Linked DNA regions of Homo sapiens: region 2 is linked to region 1. A link is a contact called in ENCODE Hi-C or POLR2A ChIA-PET data. All regions are on one chromosome and are shown on one strand. Each heading gives the region's core, a stretch centred on a gene start or an enhancer-like site at or near the end of the contact. The rest is flanking DNA. Distances are from core to core; before and after follow the strand shown. Region 1 holds the start of LINC00954 (long intergenic non-protein coding RNA 954). Region 2 overlaps LAPTM4A-DT (LAPTM4A divergent transcript).

What was found. A loop is a pair of places that touch in the nucleus more often than their neighbours do. ChIA-PET counts read pairs that join two places held with the same protein, here RNA polymerase II (POLR2A). Pooled maps may share reads with other maps.
Region 2: a loop to region 1 is called in a map of IMR-90, with 3 times the contacts of the local background. The contact joins the enhancer-like site here to the promoter of LINC00954 in region 1. A Hi-C loop is called at or near these places in 7 of 168 maps with a recorded cell type or tissue (A673, Caco-2, GM12878 and 4 more), 17 of 37 single-sample maps with no recorded cell type and 14 of 50 pooled maps. POLR2A ChIA-PET finds 5 or more read pairs at or near these places in 1 of 52 experiments (activated CD8-positive, alpha-beta T cell).

What each region holds. Positions count from the first base shown.
Region 1 is chr2:19,867,550-19,870,262 of GRCh38, reverse strand. LINC00954 (long intergenic non-protein coding RNA 954) reads right to left here and starts at 1,409. Exons shown (of 10, transcript NR_033875.1): 1 at 1,311-1,409; 2 at 650-767. RefSeq lists an enhancer at 1,648-1,697.
Region 2 is chr2:20,090,471-20,093,183 of GRCh38, reverse strand. The region is part of intron 2 of LAPTM4A-DT (LAPTM4A divergent transcript); the gene reads right to left. Among named protein-coding and RNA genes, the nearest start is that of LAPTM4A-DT, 40 kb to the right of the region's middle. RefSeq lists enhancers at 925-1,424, 1,425-1,926. Within about 2 kb of position 1,408, at least 10 of the 41 ENCODE cell types and tissues checked have a DNase peak (open chromatin) inside an H3K27ac peak, as active enhancers do; they include IMR-90 and mammary epithelial cell, where a contact is called at or near this core.

The sequences.
Region 1 (2,713 bases), core at 160-2,659:
CAGGGAAGGGAGCATGATGAAATAGAGCAGGTAGAGATGCACAGAAGAGACTTAGGATTTAGTGATCTGACACTAATCTCACCTCTGTTCTGTTGAAGTGCTCCTGCTAGCTCCCTATACCTTTGAACCCCTAAATCCAGGCATAGCTGGGGCCCCAGTCTCCCCGTCCACCTTGCTGACATCGTAGCCAGGTTAAACCCTGCTATCCCACGAGTCTCCTTCTGATTGCTCTCATCTGCAGTTCTACCCCATGCCTCATCTGAGCGCAAGGTGCCTGCATGCGGCTTCCTCTAAACTCCTACAGCTTTGGGCCTCCTGCCACACTCTGGCAGTTCCCAGCTGTCAGTTACAGCCACCTGGAAATGCTCTTTTTTTTTTTTTTTTTGGTCCACCTTACAAAGGTGATCTATTCATTAGAGGTCAATCCTGGCAAGGCAAAGATGGAACTGTGGTCTCTGTTCTTAGACACAAGAGGACTCTGCAGCTGTGAAGACAGCCTGTGCCAGGCGGAAGCGATCTGCATCCAGGAGGGGATGCTGGATTCCCCAAATGTCCTCAGTGCTGAGGGCAGGGCCAGATTTCTTCCATATGAATCTTGGACACCTGTTTCCTGGGCAATTGAACAAGGGCATCTCAGAAGCTTGCTCACCTGGTTGACCACATGACAGGCCAGTACAGAGGCCCTGAAGGTTTCCCCAGGCGTCTTCAGACAACACGTAGCCACAGCGTGGGGCCACGGGAGGTGCGGCAGCTGGGCATCCAGGGGTCTGCAGTGGAAGGAGTATGGTCACCTGCCAGCCTGGAGGAGCCTGGGGGTCCTCAGAGTCCCTGGCACCAGAATCACTTAAGGCAACGCTGAGGGCTGGTCCCAGGGAAGCAGACCCAGGGCGTCTCATAGCGGGTGGGGACAGGCAGATGGGTGGGAGAACCGATGCTGGGCGGCAGGCTGTGGGGGGCAGCTGCGCGATTCTGTATCCTTGCTGGACCCCAGGCAGGCCAGTCTTTCTGGGTTGGGCGGGCTAGCAGGGAACCTGGGTGGGCTGGGGGTCAGGAGGTTGTTTTGGGGACACCGGGCTGCAAAAACCCATGAGTCCTTCCCCTGTCACCAGTAACTTCCGCGTAGAAGGCTTTGTTGTCTAGAGAGCCTCATCCGGAAGATGCCGGCGGGGCAGCTGCTCTCCACGAAGCCTGTGAAGCCCGGGTCGGTTCGGGTCAGTTAGAGAAGGCGCGGCCCCTCCCTGCTGCCCTGTGGGAACTCCACGTGGGAAACGGGGGGCTTGGCGGGCACTTGCATCCCATCCTTCACTGACCTGGGCGGAGCGAGAGGGTCGCTTGAGCGCCGAGGCCGGGGCCATGGCGACAGGAGCAGAAAGAAGAGCCTAGGCAGGAGAAGCGGGCGGGTTGGGCACGGCGAGGAGGAGCAGGAGGGGGCGGAGAGTGGGACGACCGGGCCACACCTACCCTGCAAGCAAGGGGCCCGCGGCGGGGACTCCACTACTGGGCTGGGGCGGGTCACGCGCTGCCCGGGGCTTTATCCGCGAGGCCTCCCAGGCGCTCCACCAGGTGTGGAAGCCAGGTCAGGTGCGCTCCGCCCGGGTGAGCTGCACTTCACTGCGGTACCCCAGCCTCAAAATTCCCCGTACAGTTCTGGGAGCCCTTCACGGCTATGCCCTAGGTGGACTTCACACTTCTGGGACAAATTAAGAGTGTCCTAGGATTCTTGGATTCAGCTGTTAAAAAGAAAAAATAAAATCTTCGGTTTTTCTTAAAATGTGTTTTAAGCATAAAAAATACATAATACAAATGCACAGTTTAAGGAAGTGATTCTACAGCAATCACATCATGTTCTTGATCACCCACAGCGAAGTATTGCTGGCACCCCTAAACCTCCCCTGCCTCCTCCTCAGTGGTCCCGATTTATTCAACTAGCCTTATCTGTTCTCCCGGTTTTAACATCACTTTCACGGCTGCGGAACTTCTGTGCAGAATTGTTCCCATTCTCTTGAAGGCTTAGGTTGTTTGCACTATTTAGATGTTATAAATAATGCTGAGACAAATATTTGTTCACAAGGATGATTTCCTTAGGATAAATTCTCAGTACAGATGAGGAATTTTCAGCCAATAGCCATCTTTATTTTCAAGGTTCTTGGAATATGTTGCCACAGTTTCCCCCCAAAGAGTTTTGCCAATTAACCATCCATCGGCAAGTCAAATCAATAAGTGCCTACCCTGAGCCAGTCCCAGGGAATAAATGGCAGATCCATGTTTAAGTCTCAGTTCCATCACATCCTTGCCAGCATTTGGTTTTAGTTTTCTGAGATTAAACAAATTTTTTAGTTTGCATCTCTCTGACGTTAGAAAGGCAAAACTCCCACGTGTGTCTGCTTGCTAATTAGAGCATCTTCTAATTGTATGTGTGAACTGTCCATTTACTTCTTGGGATGTTGATGTTGACCTGAGGCACTTGGATGTATTCTTTATGTGGTAGAGATAGTTGCCCTTTGCCATTTTTGTATGTTTTCAGAGCTGAGTGAGACCTGGAATTCACGTGGTCCAAACTCCTTACCATGGGTTGAACCGTGAGCCTCCCTCCGCTCCCCTCCACCCCAATTCTGCCACAAAGATATGTTCATTACCTAACCTTTAGAACCTGTGAATGTGACCTTATTTGGAAACATAGCCTTTGCAGAAGTAATTGGGAGTCTGAGAAGAA
Region 2 (2,713 bases), core at 159-2,658, 220 kb before region 1:
CAAGACGAAAAAGTGGCCAAAGAAGCCTGGTGGCTGGGAAGCCCTGGTGTCTGCCTCACACCTGCTTCAATGTGGTCCATACTGGGGAGGACTTTGCATGTCGCTGTGTAACCTGGAAGGAAGGGAAGAAGGAAAGAAGATCGACCTGTTCTTTCTGATGGAGCACGCCCCACCCTAAGCCTGGGGCAGGCATGTGTGGGCCTGCCTGGCTCAGTGATGGGGAGGCCACCAGAAATCTGTCTTGGGGACACAAGAGCTTTCTGGGAAAACATTCAAATTTGAGGACACAAAGTGTATCTTCACAAAGAGGACCCAGACCCAAGTCTGAATCAGTAAGAATCCCTTACTGACAAATCTCGAAGATGAGGAATGTTGGAAGGCCCACAGAATGGCCACCACTCTGGTTCATTCCCCCGCCCGGCGCCCTCATGCCTTCAACAGTAGAGTTAGTTCCATAGTTGAGTTAAAATAGAATGAGTGACTTCACCAAAGCTCTGTGAGTTATTGCAGCTTGCACTTTGAAACCATCTGGGAAGTGTAGCATTTTCCTGTAACAACGTGGCTTGGAAGACCCCAGACAACATAGTGCCGCTATGGCACCTCATGGGGAGCCTGGTTCATCATCATGGTGGTGACCTGGGGCAGTGGCAGTGGCACCGGGCAAAGGCGGCAGAGGCTGGTGGGATCTGGCAGCGGGCCCCAGGTGGGTCGTGGTGGCCCCAGCAGGTGACTTCATCTAGAGGGGGACACCAGCTGGGCCTCGGCGGGCACATACCTTTCCAGGAATTAGAAATAGGCACCCAGTCTGGGCCCCCCTCCGCTGGTCAGAAGCAGAACTTGACAAGCAGGGCTCAGGCTGTGTTCCAGGCTCAGGCTGTGTTCCAGCCTCTGCTTACTCCAGGCCAGGCACCTTTGGGTGACGGCCCTGGACACCAGTGAAACCCCGTAGGAAATCCAGATGTGCAGAGAAGAGACTGGGGGTGCCATGGACGTGGGGGCTGGGAAAACACCCTGGCTAGAGCAATGTTTTAAAATCTAGAAAACCATGAAGAAAATAATGGAAAGCATTTGTAACCTCAGCATTTGATCTTCAAGTTTCAGAAAACTCGATGCAGAGCGAAATCCGATTCTGAGGGTCGTTTAAGAGACCTTCCTTCAGGAGATGCTTTGGGTCTCACTGGAGGAACCAGGGCTTTGCTAGACCCCGGGCGCAGCTGCTCCCTCACTTGCCTGCAGCCCTGGCCAGGATGACTACAGTTTATGCTGAAAAGCGTTACTGCTTCCTGTGCAGTCCCCACTCAGGAATTCCATTTCTCTTGGTAAGAGTCCATGTGTCAGATTCCTGGGGCTCACTGTCCCTGGAAAGCCCCCAAGCTCTGGAAAATGATTCATCGATTCATGCTCATTTCAGAATATTGCTTGAGAACCTTCTCTGCCCCATCCTTACCTTCAGGGAAAAAAAAAAAATCAGTGTGTAAAAAGGCCAACATAATCGCTGGCACTCCTCCCCTCTGCCTGCGTGGGCCAGCACCTCTAACTCCCTGCAGCTGTCCCTTCTACTCAAAAGCCTGGCCCCGCTGTGTCAGGGCCATCATGAGGCCCCCATCACGAGGTCCTCACACCGCCTGCCAGAGATCTGGCTCAGGCTGCTTCCTCGCAGCAGTCATTCCCAGGAGGTCTCATTGTACGTCCCCAGCTTCATTCTGCCTTTTGCAATATCCCTTAGTATTGGCTCAGGAATAGTCTCCACCCTTTTCTTAAAGGTCCCAACAGATGAGAGAAGGTGATTGCAATGGAAGGAGGAACTGCTTCCATTGCACTCCTCTGATAAAACTTCAAGGTTCTGAAGGTCATAAGAGGTGGAAATGGAATAAGAAGGGTATTTTGAACCCCTTTAGCCCTGGACAGTGTGAACACACATCACCCTCACACACACGCTGACACAACACACCTGCATGCTCACACCTGAGTGCTCACACTGTGTAACGGGCTCAACCTCAAGCTGACCCCTAAGAACTTTAACGCTTCCCTGAGTGGGAAAGGGGTTGCAAACAGCTTCCGACACCAGAGGTGGAGGCTTCAGTTGTCTTTTAGGGAAGATCCTTCTTTTTGCTTTTCTTCCTTCCTTGTCTCTCTCCCTTCCTTCTTCTTTCCTTCCTTCCTTCCTTTTTTTCCTGGCTTCTTTCCTTCCTCAGCAAAAAGGGCCCTTGAGTCCCACAAATGTAGTGTGACCATTGTCCTTGGGGGAAACTGTAGTTATTAACTCATAAAAGATTGTGTATAGACCCGTGTAATGAGGAATGTCTGAGTTGTCACCAAAGCTGCTGGGAATTTGTGTGGGGTAGGAGGTGGCGAGGGGTGTATGTGCAGGGACAATGTGGAAAGAAGGGAAGAAAAGAGCTTCCGAAGTGTGGAGGAGGAGGAGGGACAACCCTGGGCCTTCACGTGGCTTGTTCCTGGGGTGAGGCGGTCACTGCCCAGGCATTTCACACCGGCCGTTATGAGGGCTTCTCGAAAGCTTTTTCTTCAGGAAAATGAAAATACATAAACACCACAGATATGCTCACAGATAATTGTACTACATTGTTCGGAAGTAAAAGAACTGTTTCTAAAAAAATAAAAATATTATAAACACCACCTAATCAACACGTTGAAATTAATAGCTGAACTGTGTGAGTGCATACTGTCAGCAAGCTATGGACATGTTGCCCTC